Linked DNA regions of Homo sapiens: region 2 is linked to region 1. A link is a loop called in an ENCODE intact Hi-C map of the cell type or tissue named here. Cell type or tissue: PC-9. All regions are shown on one strand. Links, peaks and the distances in the headings refer to the core of each region. The heading gives the core; the rest is flanking DNA.

The links. Peaks named below come from ENCODE experiments on the same cell type or tissue, not always from the same donor. Only the 100,000 strongest peaks of a DNase experiment are listed, where the experiment ranks them.
Region 2: it touches region 1 in a loop (12-fold over the local background); 2 of 110 quality-filtered maps call a loop at or near these places.

What each region holds. Positions count from the first base shown.
Region 1 is chr2:62,783,200-62,791,543 of GRCh38, forward strand. All of the region lies in intron 5 of EHBP1 (EH domain binding protein 1), which reads left to right. Among named protein-coding and RNA genes, the nearest start is that of EHBP1, 82 kb to the left of the region's middle. RefSeq lists an enhancer at 2,094-2,163. In PC-9, for the core only: a CTCF peak has its summit at 4,365 (motif pointing right); no DNase peak of the experiment used is centred there.
Region 2 is chr2:63,885,063-63,893,406 of GRCh38, forward strand. UGP2 (UDP-glucose pyrophosphorylase 2) reads left to right here. Exons shown (of 10, transcript NM_006759.4): 6 at 527-824; 7 at 1,279-1,476; 8 at 2,340-2,582; 9 at 5,019-5,123; 10 at 6,058-6,498. The coding sequence ends at 6,165. It overlaps VPS54 (VPS54 subunit of GARP complex), which reads right to left. Exons shown (of 23, transcript NM_016516.3): 23 at 7,088-8,344. Among named protein-coding and RNA genes, the nearest start is that of UGP2, 47 kb to the left of the region's middle. RefSeq lists a silencer at 3,753-4,047. In PC-9, for the core only: CTCF peaks have their summits at 3,921 (motif pointing left) and 4,127; no DNase peak of the experiment used is centred there.

The DNA of each region.
Region 1 (8,344 bases), core at 69-8,068:
TCCACCTCTGTGGCTCTGCAGGGTACAGCCCCCCTCCTGGCTGCTTTCACGGGCTGTCATTTAGTGTCTGTGGCTTTTCCAGGTGCACAGTGCAACCTCTCAGTGGATCTACCATTCTGGAGTCTGAAAGATGGTGGACCTCTTCTCACAGCTCCACTAGGCAGTGCCCCAGTGGGGACTCTGTGTAGGGGCTCCAACCTGACACTTCCCTTCCACACAGCCCTAGCAGAGTTTCCCCATGAGGGCTCTGCCCCTGCAGCAAACTTCTATCTGGACATCCAGGCCTTTGTATACATCCTCTGAAATCTAGGTGGAGGTTTCTAATCCTGAGTTCTTGACTTCTGTGCATTCACAGGCCCAACACCACGTAGAAGCTGCCAAGGCTTGGGGCTTGCACCCTCTGAAGCAATGGCTTAAGCTGTATGTTGGCCCCTTTTAGCCCTTGCTCAAGTGGCTGGGACACAGGGCACCAAGTCCCAAGGCTGCACACAGCAGGGGAGCCCTGGACCTGGCTCAGGAAACCATTTTTCCCTTCCAGGCCTCCTGGCCTGTGATGGGAGGGGCTGCTGTGAAGGTCTCTGACATGAACTGGGGACATTTTCCCCATTGTCTTGGTGACTAACATTAGTCTCCTCATTACTTATGCAAATTTCTGCAGTTGGCTTGAATTTCTGCCCAGAAAATGGGGTTTTCTTTTTTATCACATTGTCAGGCTGTAAATTTTCCAAATGTTTTGCTCTGCTTCCTCCTGAATGCTTTGCTGCTTAGAAATTTCCTCTGCTGGATACCCTAAATCATCTCTTTCAAGTTCAAAGTTCCACAGATCTCTGGGGCAGGATGAATTTAGAAATAAATCAGCCTTAATAACTTTGAAGAATTTCCCCTTTACCCTTAAAATTAGGAAAAATTTAGAAAAGTGGTCAAATGACATGAAATGGATATAAAACTACTAATTAAATCACTAAAAATCATGATGTATTTACTTTATATTAAATCTTTTCAGCCAAAGCAATTAACAATATATGTTTCCTACCTCTTTTGATATTTTCCAAAATCACATTTTTTCTTTTCAAACTGAAGAAGAGAAAGATTGAATTTTTTTATAAAGGAGACCATTGTTCTACTTAATTTGGGTCACAGAATGATTGTTTTTTGGATTTCATTATCCTGGGTACTGTGATATTGGTTATACATTTACTTCCTAACATTGGGGATATGAATAAGACAAAGTTTCACCTGCATGTAGTTCTCAATCTAGTCAGAGAGGCAGATCTGTAAGCAAATCATCGAAATATAGTGAGGATGCTAAAGAGGCAGGTGGCAGGCCCCTTGAAGACGTCCAGGAGTACTCATATCTATCAGGGGCATGGGAAAGGCTTTATGGAGCAGTTGCCACATGAACTTGAAAGACTTTTAAAAGTTCACTCACCAGATAATTGTGTGAAGAGAATGGGGTCTGAGGTAAGCACAGAGGGAATAGCCTTGGTAAAGGCACAGAGATAAAATTGTTACAGCTTTATACCCAAAGTGAGGAGAGTACTAGGGGTTGAAGCTATCAACATGAGCCCTTACTCATCTTGGGTAAGACTATGGATGGCCTTGTGTGCCATACCGAGGAATTTGAACTTTATCCTAGCAGCCTGTGGATCCCAAACTTGGCTGCCTATGAGAATCACTTCTGGACTATGAAAACATATAGATTTGCCCACTGGACCCTCTATGATTCTGATTCATCATTCCAGTAAGCTATCAGGAAGCATGGAAAAGTTTTAAGCAGAGTGATAATATGGTCAGATTTGTATTTTTAAATAATCAGTTTTTACCTTTCAAACTTTTTTTTACTGTAGCTGTAAGAAATACATTTTATATTATGATCTAGTATACACATATATGTACCTGTGAACAACTGAAACAAGTCTTACTCTTACAAGTATTGTGGGATGTACTGTGGTATTTTCTGTTCTATCCTGATGTTTTAGAATGCTGTTTGCAAACCGCTTAATTGACTTTGCAACCCATTAAAATGAATTCACCATCCACTAATGGATCATAACCCACAGTTTAAAAAAGATATTTCTATAGAGAATGAATTGAAATGTGCAAAACTGAAGGACTTGAGATCAGATAGGCAACTGATTCAGTTATCCAAGTAACAGATGTCATGGGCGTGAACTGGGACAGTGGCCTTAGCAGGTGCAGACAGAGAAGAGGCGAAAAAGATTCAGAAGTGTGTAGAAGGTAGTGGAATCACTTCTTAGTGACTCATTTCAAGGGCTAAGGGAGGTCAGAGAGTGTAGGGTGACTTCCAGATTTCTAGTTTGAATGTTTAGATAATTTGCTCTTAGTCAGTATAGAGAACACAAAGGAAGAATTGGTAGGAGTGGGTTGTGGCGGGGGAAAGATATCCAGAAGGCAGTTGGATATATCAGTGATTTTTTTCCAAGTGAGATTCCTTTAAATTTTATTTTCTTTTTCTTATTAAAATATATATTTTAAGGCCCTGTATTCTCCTTCACCTTTCTTATACAACCTACTTTTTCTTACATTGGTTTCTAGTGTTTTTATGTGGATTGCCCTAAAATATTTTTAAACTTTCTGCTTATGCTGTAAACTACTGTAATACCATTCCAGTCTTTTCCAGGACATATATAACTCCTTGCCCAAATGAAACTTACGAAACTTTTTTTTTTCTTTCTGAACCACATCATCCTTTCCTCATCCATCAGAGGTAGTGATCTCATTTTTCTGACCTTTCTGCGTGTTGTTCCATTTTGTATTTCCAGCTTTGTGGGCATTAGTTGTCTACTGCATTCCCGTATGTAACCAACTAAACATTGTTATAAGCAGTGCAGCAATGCTTGCTGGAACTTGATAATTTTCTGCCACTTGTGATTCAGTTAAATAGATCAGATTATAGTCATATTAGGGTTTGGCTGGGCAGTTCTGGCTTTGAAATCTCTCATGCAGTTGTAGTCTGAGGTGGTTGGGGTAGAACATGAGGGGAGGAAGGACTGGAGCCCATGAGATGGACCCTGGCATTTCATGTGGTATCAAGGCCTCTCCATTTCCTCTCTTTCAGTGGGTTAGTGTGGATTTTTTTCAAGGCAGTTGGATTACTTTCATGGCAGCTAAAGACTTCAAGAATGACTATTCTAGCTCTCCCAGTGTAAGTTGCATCACCTTCTTGACCTAGCCTTGCCACATAGTGTTACTTCATCATTTTATGTTAGCTGTAAGCCAATCACAAACCTGCCGTGGTTCAAAGGGGAGGGGAATTAGACTCTACCTCTTGATTGGGAAGTGGTAAGGCTCTAGAAGAAAATGTGGGATGAGAAATATTTTTGTAGGCAATCTGCAATAGCTATGTAGAAAATATATCAATGTCATCATACAGATTTTTAGTTTTGCCTGGAGTTTGCTACTGTGTTCGTACTGCACCTTGAATCTTAAAGATTAAGTTAGCTTTTATGATTTAATTTTTCACATCTTGTTTAATTTCTGAACTTGGATAATTTGCTTTCTCCGCAGCAGAATTAAGTATATAGTTATGAAGATGCTTTAAGCCTATGTGTTAGGTTTCACTGGTACAGGACAGTTGCAGGCAGCAGCAGTTTGGCCAGCTCTGCAGAGTGGGCAATTTTGAATTGCATGTTATCTTGTGTGTTTTCTAAGAGCAGTTCTTGATTCCTGTCTTCAAAACTCTAAGGGACCCCTGTAGCCTGTTGAGTAGACTGCTGAAAGTTTTAAATAACTGAAAATACGTTCTCACTTTAACTGCTATGTTCCTTGTTAGACCGCAGGCATGGCTGTATGACATAAACCAAATATTACTGGCTGTATTTCATAGCCTTGCAAGTTTTCATTAGCAATAGGAAATGAATCTGACAAGACGCTGTCTTTCTTTAAGTATGTGCACTATTATTGCTTATTTTCAGAAATAAGCTCCTATCAGTATAGTCATGATTTTTGACTGATAAAGTTTAGTTCCCAGTTCTGCTGCCGTGCTTGAATTATACTTAATAAATATCATTTGATAATCTGCTGACATAAATACTAATTTTAACAATGGTTCTAAAGTTATATTTTATAAATATACTATGCAGGAAAAGAAATCCCTGAGGATAGAAAATACAAAACAACAATTAATATGGATACTCCTGTTGCCCCTCCTGCACCACCCCACACTGCACCGCTGCCCCCCCCCCCCACCCCCTTGCTCCATTAATGTGTTCTTTCATAGAGGCGTGGCAAGTTTGTCTATATTGAAGAAAGCCTATCTGGAATAGTCATTTAGTGTAATGCTGTTTAGAGTATTATAACCACTTGATGGCACCCTTTGATTTGGTACAAACCTCATTAGCCATAGCACAGTGCAGCATAGTAGTTGTAATGGAATAACACATAAGAACTAAAGACTGCAAGGTATCTGGTTAATGTAGAGATGAAATGAATGCAATAGCAAGGCTAAGCTTTCCTGACCCTTCATGAAAGAATAGATGAAAAAAGGAAGAATAAGCTATTGTGCCAAAGGGAGATGATGAAATTCAAGATCCACACACATAATCTCTGGCTCAGCCTCTGAAATGTTAATCCCTGGGTAGAATTATTTGAGCTATAGATTGCAATTTATCATCAAAATGGCACTGTGTCAAACAATACTTTTTATATGTGTGGTGTTTAGAACTATCCAATTTTAATATAAAATGGTTCACAGAGCACTGGCTAATATTTAAGTAGCAACTCTTTAAGGTTGTGATTTGGGGGAATGGAGTAGGATGGTTTCTTTACATCAAAATATGAATTGTGTTTTAGATAGAAGGCTTTGGGAGAATTTTTTTCTTTTTCTCAGTGACAGTTTATTTTTAATGCCAGGAAAAGGGATTTTTAAAGAATGCCTCTTTTAAATTAAGTGGTTTAGAATTGTTTTCTTTCATAGACAAATGATGTTTTTGTAATTATACAATAATTCTGTAATTTTTTCTAACATTGCTTAAAAATATGCTAGCTGATGAAATGTTATATATTTAAAGGTTTATGTGGTCTTTCCTATTCCAATATAAAATATTTGTATGTTTTCTCTTATTTAAATCACCCAACTTCTGCCCACTAGGGAGTGGAGTCATAATTCGTATGTGTTGTGATGTTTTTTCCCTTAAAACCAAATTCTTCCAATTAAAAGAACTAAACTTTGATAGTATAGGTGGAGGGGTGGGTATTGCATATGTCTATTAATCTGTCACTCTGAGTAATACTCATGTTATGGACTTTTCCTGTGTACCAAAAAAAAAACCCTGTTGTTATTTTCTAGAAAATTAGGAAACTTAAAATAACCCTGTTTCTGGAATCTAGAAGCTTGAAATTCCAGTTTAACTATATATTTTTCCTTTAAACTTTATCATACTAATTTATAAGAGGCTTTTTTTGCCTCCTTTCACTTAAGAAAAGCAATTATTTTCTGTTATTACTAAGAAATTATTTTACTTAATTTTGTTTTTATATTCTTCTTACCTGTTTCTGAAGGTTTGCCAATAAGCTTGATCTTTAACAGAAACCTATATTTAATTTACACCTAATAGATCATACCATTCCAGTACCTTCATTACTAATTGCAGATGTTGAAGGCATGCTGTGACCCTGTTAGATGTATTAGATGCTGTAGCACAAATCTATGAAACGCCACTCATCTGTGCATGAATAATTCTGTGTTACCATATTTTAGCTCTGGTGGGAAAAATATTTGATTTACTGGTGGTAGGGAACATGAGAGGAGTCACTGTGAAAAGCATATGTCCTGTGAAAATGTCTTGTCTTTGGCAGCTGTCTTCTTTTAGTGATCATGAAGAGTTAAACCTTAGATCCAGAGTCACACCTATGGAGACTAGAAGTTGTGCATGTTTGAGATATTGCTGGCCCTTTATAATACCCAGTCATCAAGAACAGATAGTATGGAGTAGTCTTTTGGCTGTTGCCATTAATAAGAGTGCTCTGTGAGACTGCATAGCCATTTCAAATTGTTTTTGGAGGCAAAGGGTTCAGAATGTACATTAGGAAGACACAAACACATATATATGTAGTAGAAAAAGACCTTGGAATTCCTAACTTGGTAAAATATTACAAAGTTGCTTCATCTATTTACGTAATTACATCTGCTGACGTTTTAATTTAAATGCCACCTAGAAAGTTGATAGAGTTAAGTTTAGCTGAGTGTTTTAAAAATGTGACTTTCTCAACTATGTAACACTTCTCCACCCACCCACCCACCAAAAGGCCTACTCCCTGCTTTCTGTTTCTGAGGACAGAATGTTATAAAGGACGGTTAGTGCCTCAAACGTGCACAACCTCTGATCTTCAGAGGTCTGGCTCTGGATTTAATTCTTAACTATTCATGATCACTTAAAGATGACAGCTGCCAAAGTCAAGATTTCAGTAACCTTTTAAGTAAGCTCCTGGTTCCACACGGAGTGCCAATGCATACATCTTCCAACCCACTGCACTGGCAGTCTCATACCCAATGCTGAATACAGTGTTCCAGCCTGGTGCCTTTCAGCACACACAAAACTGATCAATGTCCAATTTTATCCAACCACCCACACTAAATATGAAACCTCGTGATGCTGTCACAGATGCCTGCAGGGTAGCACTCCTGCAAATTTTAAAAAACATGAGATTGTTAAAACAACTAGGAAAAACCCCTTTCTGATGCCAGTTACCTAAAACTTACTTGTTTTTGAAGTAGCACCTTTAGTTTTCTATATGATGTCAGCGAATATAATTTGTTGAGAAAAATGTTTCTTACACATTGTTTTTCCACATCCTCCTAGTTTTATAGGCCTTATTAAATAGTTTCAGTGAGCCAGTCTTTGAAATAAAGCCCAGGTGAATATTTATATTTCCACTGTAGCAGCAGCATGCATTCTTGATGATTGACCTTTACCCTGACATAATGTCGTCTTGTGACATTGAATGAAATAAATGAAGAAACTAGTCCTTGGCTTGATTTGTATTGGCAGAAGAAAGCAAACAGAGTGGTTTGTCAGGTTGCTAAAAACGTCAAAATACAGTTCTGGGACAATTTCTAACACAAAGGTTTTTTGTTGTTTGTTTTGTTTTGTTTTTTAAATAATGTGTGGGTGGTTGGATGTTCTTTGAAAAAAGCACACATTTGAAAGGAAATTGAATTCCAGCAGTACCTGTATCAGATAATAATAGGAAGTAAATTGTTTCCCTTTATTTGAAGTTGCATTTTATTAGTCAGATGCTTGTTGGTGGCATGTTTAAACATTAAACATTTAGAGAACTGCACAGCTTTACAGAAAATAGTGTTACTTTATATAAGGATTATGTATTATTAAAAGAAATAAGGCTCTACTCCTATAAACACTTGTTGTGTTGTAACTTTAGTAATCATTAATTTTAAATAATTTTCGTTTCTACATGTAAGTTATACACGGTATAACAGAACTCCATTTGAAAAGTAAGGTCTAAAATATTTTTGTGTAATTCTCTTGTTACTTTATAGATTTTGGCTTTGCAGACAAGTTGACTATTTCCACAAGAGGTACCCATCAATGAAATATCCTGTTTTGTAGATGTTAGTGTTTATACCATTATTAAATGAGTACAACCCTATTCAATTATTGTCTCTTGTGTTTTATCTTGAAAGCATTGCTTTCAGGCAGTTAATCTATTTCAAATTAGTGTTGTAATATTTTTGTTGTTTTAAGTTATAACTCACTATTATGTTATTCCATAACCTTAAAACCTAGTTTCCCAATATAGATGTGGGTTTCTGGATTAAAATAATCAAATCACAGAAATTTAGAGCTAGAAGAAAACTTAGAAATCATAAAATTCTCCTTGCTCATTTTCAGATAAGGAAACTAAGATATCATCTGGTAACTAGCCCAAAGTCATATTGCTAATGAGTGGTAAACTATTCATTTTCATTCATTTTCTTCACTCCCAGACTGAGGTTCTATATACCAACTTTAAGTAGTACATGTATGTGATAACATGCTTTTAAATGTTTGCTTTTTATGCTTCTTCAAATAGTTCTAGAAAAATTGAATTTTTTAAAGAAAAAAACCATTTGTAATGAAAGGTTTTTAAGATAAACATCAGTTTTACTGAGGTAGATAATTTGATAGTATTTAAAGAAAATAAGACCAAAACAGCCAGCAGCCATATCTGGCTTATTCATTTAAGTTCAATGCATGTGATTCCCTGCTTCAGATCATGTGCTGCATATACTAGCTACATTTTAAAATCTAAAATCCCACTTAATCATACACTTTGCTAATATTTTTGGAAAATACATTTTTGAATAATATAAGAACATTTTAGT
Region 2 (8,344 bases), core at 1-8,000, 1.1 Mb after region 1:
TGTTGCGGTGCTAGCTCCCGTTTTCCTCTTGCCCCATCACCAGCTTTACCTTTCTTACTAGTGGTGGGAAGCAGACATCTTGGAATGCTAACCTGGTGCTTATTTTCTGGGAAAGAAAGAGATCCACCCCTGAATATATCCATTTGTAAGAATGGGCAGTATTTCCCAGATAGGTTTTCAGGGAAAAGAACAATCTCACAACTACATAAGTTTGAGAAAATTTACTTGATACATCCCTTCTTTTGGAGAGTCATAAAACATGAATATCTTAAAAATATGATGGGTCCTCCCATCTGTATGACCATAGAGACATGTTTTTGCAGCAGCTATCACCATCTGGAAAACAGATTTTGGACAACACAGATACTGAGAGATTTTCTTAAATGGATTCACCTATAATTAAATTACTTATTGATAGACTCTGAAAAGAAGTGAAATTTTATTTAACTTTAATGTATTATTTTATTTAAAGGCCTGAAATGCTCTACAGGGTCAATATTGAAAAAGAACTTTTTTTTTTTTAAAGGTACCCGAGGATTAATAAAGAATCTTTACTTCCTGTAGCAAAGGACGTGTCTTACTCAGGGGAAAATACAGAAGCTTGGTACCCTCCAGGTCATGGTGATATTTACGCCAGTTTCTACAACTCTGGATTGCTTGATACCTTTATAGGAGAAGGCAAAGAGTATATTTTTGTGTCTAACATAGATAATCTGGGTGCCACAGTGGATCTGTATATTCTTAATCATCTAATGAACCCACCCAATGGAAAACGCTGTGAATTTGTCATGGAAGTCACAAATAAAACACGTGCAGATGTAAAGGTAAATACCGAGAGGAAGCAGTTTAGGGCTTCATGTTTTCACATTTCGTAAGTTATGAAGTTAAAGACTTTTTTATTTGAAAGTTTCTATGTTAAACAACACATTTAATATGTTCTGTTTGACATAATAGTATGTATCATAAATCCATAATAAATAGTATCAAAATCATCTCTATTTTTTTGGATAAGCTACATCAGTAATTTTAACTAAAATAATTTCATACATATTTATGGCAAAAATCTGAAACATGTGAAATCTTTCAGTAAAGTTGTCCAAACCTTTAATACTCTTCTAGTTTGGCATTTAAATGTTATTTCATTGTCCCTTTTATGAAAATTTACTCTGTTTCTACATAATGTATTTATATATTTTTTGTATAATCACTATCTTTGTATTTACAAAAAAATGCACTTGAGACTGATGTGGAGGCACTCACTATTTTCTGCCTTTCTAGGGCGGGACACTCACTCAATATGAAGGCAAACTGAGACTGGTGGAAATTGCTCAAGTGCCAAAAGCACATGTAGACGAGTTCAAGTCTGTATCAAAGTTCAAAATATTTAATACAAACAACCTATGGATTTCTCTTGCAGCAGTTAAAAGACTGCAGGAGCAAAATGCCATTGACATGGAAATCATTGTGAATGCAAAGGTAAGCCAAGGTTGTGGCCCATTGAGCTTCCTGGTTCCTAAGGTCATAGTAGGCTACACACAGACCCCATCGCCCACTCCCTCTGTCCCATCTATTCCATTGGTCACTCCCTTTTGCCTTTTCAGACTCTAGTTCCTAGCCCTGTCTTCCAGAATCTGCTGTCACCCCTCTAGTGTGCCAAGTTATGGTGCCCTATATTTGACCCTGGGTTGTGGTAGTGGCAAAAACACTGGGCTTCAAAAGTAGAGAACCTACTTCAGTCTTAGTTGTTGCTCTGACACTCATAGGTCATTTGGCCATCGGTACTTTGCATGAGTTTTCTGAACCTATGGTTTATCATGAAATGATATTACTGAACAGAAGAGTTTTAAGACTGAAAAAAGATTACATGTTTAAGAGTTTGGCATATGATAGGTGCTTGATAAATGTCAGTTCTCAAAATTATTTTTCTGGCCAGGCTCAGTGGCTTATACCTGTAATCCCAGCATTTTGGGAGGCCGAGGCCGGCAGATCACTTGAGGCCAGGACCAACCTGGCCAACATAGTGAAACCCCATCTCTACTAAAAATACAAAAAACTAGCTGGGTAGGTGGCACATGCCTATAATTCCAGCTACTCGGGAAGCTGAGGCATAAGAATTGCTTGAACCCAGGAGGGCAGAGGCTACAGTGAGCCGAGATTGCGCCACTGCACTCCAGCCTGGGTGACAGATCAAGACTCCTTCTCAAAAAAAAAAAAAAATTTTTTTTTTTCCATCAATGGATCTCTGAAATCACTTCCCAAATATTAACTAACCTACATGGAACTAAGTTGTAGGTGCCTAAAACCTCTGTTTTCTATTCCCCACCCCTAATTTCTTACAGACTTTGGATGGAGGCCTGAATGTCATTCAATTAGAAACTGCAGTAGGGGCTGCCATCAAAAGTTTTGAGAATTCTCTAGGTATTAATGTGCCAAGGAGCCGTTTTCTGCCTGTCAAAACCACATCAGATCTCTTGCTGGTGATGTCAAACCTCTATAGTCTTAATGCAGGATCTCTGACAATGAGTGAAAAGCGGGAATTTCCTACAGTGCCCTTGGTTAAATTAGGCAGTTCTTTTACGAAGGTACGTAACTATAAAGATATGTGAGTTCATATTTCTTAAATGTGTAATTATAAAGATATGATATACATGTGAATTGGAGACTAATTACAGTCTCTACCACTGACCTGTTGTATTCCTCTGTCTTTGATACCTTTTAAAGGGAATTGACCATAGAAGATAAATATTTTACTTCACATTTGAAACATGATTGCCATATGGAGAGTAGAAAATAATCTTTAAATTTTGGGGCATTTTATCTTCTGTCTCTTCCAAGACCAGTACTGCTTTCATCAGTGGGAAAAGGTTAATTCTGGCTTAACAAATACTTATTGAATGCCTATCATGTACTGGGCAGTGTTCTAGGTTCTAGGGATTTAGCAGTAAACAAAACAGACTAAATCTTTGTCTTCACGGAATTGACATTCTAGTGGGGAAAGGATGATAAGTAAGTAAATGTATGATATACCAAGTGGTGGAAAATGCTATGGAGAAACAAAGCAAGGGTGGAGAATAGGGAATGCCTGGGGAGGTGGCGGGGTGGTGTTGATGGTGTAATTTTACATTGAGTGGCCACAGGCAGCCTCATTGAGTTGATTGAGTCTGACAAATCGGTATCTAGTGCAAAAAGTGTTCTAGACAGGTGGAATAGCAAGTACAGTACATCCTCAGTGTCATCAGTATGTTCTTGGAAACTGCCACAGTAAGCAGAACAATGTGTAACACATTTTGCCATAGGCTAATTGATATAAACAAGAGTTCAGTTCCTACAGTTTATTTCTGGTCACAAAAATATCACCAAATTTTAAAAACAAAACACTTCTAATATTAAACTCTGAAATAAATGTGAGCTGTACATACATTGATTAATAAAAACAAGATAATTCTTGACTCACTTATTCCAGTTCAGGTTCACTGGTGACCAGAGCTTATCCCGGCAGCTCAGGGCACAAGGCAGGAGCCAACCCTGCACAGGCCGCCATCCCATCTCAGGGCACACTCACACATATCCACACTCATACTGGGACCATGTAGACACACCAGTTCACCTAACATGCACATCTTTGGGATGTGGGAAGAAACCAGAATAGTTGGAGAAAACCCACACAGATGTGGGGAGAACGTGCAAACTCCACACAGACAGTAGCCCTGGCTGGCAATCCTTTTTTTCCCCTCATCAGCGTTATAACAAAGTAACATTGAACAAAACAGCACTATCTGTGGACCTGCTGTAAAACTCCAACCTAGCCTGATAAGTGAAATCCAAAAAATTTAATCAATGAAATGTGACACTGTGAGCCTTTGTGGTTGGCCTATGGGGTCCTGCTCTGCCATCCAAGTCTGTTTTAGTCCACAGCAGGTGTGGTTTGGTGCCACCTGCTGTGGATGTGTAGAATGCAGATGGGGAATTAGAAACTATGAATGCATGTGTCCTCAGAGTCAAATGAAGAAAATATTTCAAGTGGGATTGATCATGTGTCAAATGCTGCTGCTGATTCAAGTAAGATGAGAATTAGATTTATCAGTATGGAGGTTTGGGAGCCTCACAGGCATGGATTTAAAAGAGAATGAAAAACGAGGAATTGGAGATATGAATATCGAAAACTCAAGAGTTTTGCCTTAAAGAGAAACAGAGAAATGGGGCTATAGGTAGAAAGGAATATAGGATTTGAGTTTTTGTTTTTTTTTAATGGGAGGATGTTTATACATTAATGGGAATGCAGTCAGGAGGGAAAAAAGACTGAAGAGGGAGAGTTGCTGAAACAACACTTGATAGGCCATAAGAAGGGATCTGATGAACAAATGGAGAGGCTGGCTTTAAGTAGGAATAGAAGCAGTCCAATTCCAGTACTAGGAAGGCAGAGTAATGGGCAATGGGGGCAAAGTAGTGGTGGTGGTGGATGGAAACAAGTGGAAGTTTTCTAATTGCTCCCATTTTCCCAGCAAAATAGGAAACGGGGTCACATAGGACAATCTCTAGTGCTTGTAAATCTAAGGAAATAAAAAGACAAAGATGGTGATAACATAATAATTTGTGCTGTTGCTCTTCCTAAAATGTGCTCTAATTTTTCAGAATCCGACCTATCCACTAAAGTCCAGCTCCAGTCTAGCCTGCTTCAAAGCATGATCTCTTTTTTTCAGTTAAATTCAGATTGTGTGAACTATTCATCTGGCTCTTGGCATGTTGATTATCTTTAAAAAAAAAAAGAAAAAAAACCCTTAGATCTGCTCAACTATCTTGTAAATTGCTTGGTGTAAAAACAATGTTTGTAGCTCCTGGTCTTTCCTGCACGGCATTTAGCATATAATGAGTGCTTAATAAGTAGGTGCTTCCCACAGAGGACCTGAGCTTTGCCAAAAAAGGTTTCTACAGTTCAGTTAAACTTTCTTGTTAATATTTTTCCTGTCTTTCTTTGAACCCATTTGAGACAAATTTTTATGTTTCTCCTTTTCTGTAAGGTTCAAGATTATCTAAGAAGATTTGAAAGTATACCAGATATGCTTGAATTGGATCACCTCACAGTTTCAGGAGATGTGACATTTGGAAAAAATGTTTCATTAAAGGTATGTTGTTACAATGAAAATTATATTTCTTACAGCTTACAATATAGGTCTCATTTTCTAGTCATAAATTTACATTTACTTTAAGGAATACTTGTTAGTCTTAGTGCCACCTTAATTACTAGTGTAATTATTTTACTGAAATGAGAATCTTTAAAATAGGATCACTATTAGCATTAGCTTACTAAAGATGATTGAGTAAAAGCAGAAAAAAAATGACAATTTGTACTGAATATAACCTATTAAAGGAATGTTATCACTGTAAGAATATTCATTTACATTATTGTAGTACTCAGGTACTCTTCAGTGTCATTCCAGCCTCACGTAAGAAATAGGAGGGAAACGGGGGTATAAAAGTATTAAAGCTCACCAAAGATACAATAGCTTTTTCCAAATCATGTAATTTTTTAAAAAATCTCCTAACTAGATTTCATATACTCCTCCCATTAAAGCTACTTACTTAAATGAAGATCTTGAAAAAACAAATACATATATTGAATTTTATTGCTGAGACTGCCTAAAGACTTAAGACATGAAAAATCTTATCAGTAAACTGTTATAAAAACAACAACAAAAGCCCTATATGTAAATGTAAACCAAGCACCTTTTAATTTCTCTATGAAGGTTAGATAATGCTGGTGGCCTTGCAAGTAGGCCTCCAAAAGGGGCTGGCCATGCTGTGGCACCGGGTCCACTTCCCGCTCTTAGTTCTACCTCTAACAAGGAGACAGAGAATCTAGAACTACTGCCAGGATTGTTACAGAAGGACACATTACAATTTTCCTTAACTGTTATTTGTTTTTCATGTTTAATATTGTTTATAAAAAAAGTTACTTCACTGTAAAAAAAAAAAAGTTGTACATAAACTTGATCACTGTAAGATAATCAAATTGCATTTCAGTTGCAAGTACACTCTTTTGTTTTCCCTGTCACTTAGGGAACGGTTATCATCATTGCAAATCATGGTGACAGAATTGATATCCCACCTGGAGCAGTATTAGAGAACAAGATTGTGTCTGGAAACCTTCGCATCTTGGACCACTGAAATGAAAAATACTGTGGACACTTAAATAATGGGCTAGTTTCTTACAATGAAATGTTCTCTAGGATTCTAAAATAGGCAGGTACTTTACTATGTTACTGTACCCTGCAGTGTTGATTTTTAAAATAGAGTTTTCTGCAGTATGCTTTTAGTCTAAGAAAAGCACAGATGGAGCAATACTTTCCTTCTTTGAAGAGAATCCCAAAAGTTAGTTCATCTTAAAGTGCAATATTGTTTAATCTTAAAACTGGGCAACTTTGGAAGAACTTTTAACAGAAGCCTCAATGATGATCACTTTGAATTGCTTGTGATTTCAAAAATAAAGCAGTGAAGCAATACTTGTGTACACTGGTACTTTATAATGCTAACTATAAACTGGTTTATTGTTGTTAGACAGTTACTATATTAGTTGGAAGATTTGCCCTTTAAGTACACACTGGCTAGTTACCTAGCCAGTGTGTACTTAATGAGTCCAGTTTTTGGCATTTCTAAGAATCTTAATCATACCATTATTTCCACAGGAATTAAACTGAAGGTATTTTCTTTAGTACCTACCTTTCATCTAGTTCTAAAACTGGGATGCCTGCCATGCTTTCCACAAACTCTCCATTTATTGAAACAAAGTGGCATTTATTTTCCCAGCTGACGGGGGTGGGCAAAGGGAAGGCATTTCTTCACATCCTTGTACTCTTCTATAGTGAGGTAGGGGGTATAGCTTCATAAAAAGTTCCCTTTCCCTGAAGCTTCATTTCCTGAAGCTTGTTTATTATCACTGAAAAAATGATCATTAATAATCTTTCCATTCAGGTCTGCTGGTAGTTCAATTTATGCCTTTTCTTTAAATTCATCCATACTTGTTTTGAGTAGGCTGCTTGTTTAAAGTTCACAATATACCACTTAAAAAAAAGTTGCCTTTTAAAGTCTGTTAATTTTTTACAGCTTTATTTTAGACAGATAGTTTAAGAACCAAAGACATACCTCTGTAATGATAAAGGAAAGAAAACAAGCTTTCCTTTTAAGAAACCAAAGAGCACAAAATAAGACTGTTTCATTATACATAATCACCACAGGATATTAGGCACTCTGACAGGGTTAGGCAAGATTCTTGGTGTGAGGTGAAGCACAGGCACTTTATTTGTACAGTGCTGCTGATTCTAATTTTGAAGGTAGGTATTATAAAAGTCTTTACTTGTCACCTTATTTCTGGCCCCAACACAGCAGCCTATAGTTTTAAAAGTTCTGTTTCTCCCTGGTCTTTGTTCGTATACACATCGAAAGTAACTTAAAAACAAGGATCCAAGGGGGCCATACTTCATATGTTATCTAAATGTTAATATGAGAACTCAAAAGTAGGCAGATTATATGAATACATATTCTTACCTCTGCTACAAATAAAAACACCCCAAACCCTTCATCATACTTTTATAAAAATACAGATATTAAACTGTAGCCTTTTATATACCATTTCTGAAAAGTATTTAGTTGCATAAATAGATGCCAGGATCTTTTTTTTTAAGTATTAATTACTTAAAAAAAGGCTTAAGTCTTTCAGGTATTTAGAGAGCTCTGGAAGGCTTTACCCAGTTGACATACGGTGGTAGTAGAAATATTAAATATGCAACACACAAAGCCTGCAACTTGACATTGGTCACTGAAACAAAAATTGAATTCCTAAATCCAAGCAATCAAAAGATGTTTATTTTTTATAGAAAGATCTGTAAAAAAATAATAATTTTTCAAACAGCTTTACTTTCATAGAGAAAACTTTCTACAGAAGTTGACTAAGATTTTAAATTGTACCATCATTAAATAAGGTGGGACACCATATGAATTTCATTGCACTGGAAGAAATGCAAAGCATTTTTTAATATAAAGTATACAGAGCATTCTAGTCAACTACAGCTGTGTTACAGCTATGTGTTCTTTTGGATTTGGTCCAAAGAAACCTGAGTCTGTTTCCAGAGAGAATGAAAAATGTTATAGACACCTGATCAGTTACTCCTCACTGTAGGATGCACAAAAATGACATTCCTTGTAGATCCCACTGAATCCAGTTTCCCAACACTTGATACTTTCCTTTTTCCCTTCCCCCACCCCAGTTCACTTTGGGTTTCAGGTTCAATTCTCGAATCACAGGCATCCAGATTTTCTTCATAACAAACACATCCCATGGTCAGATGAA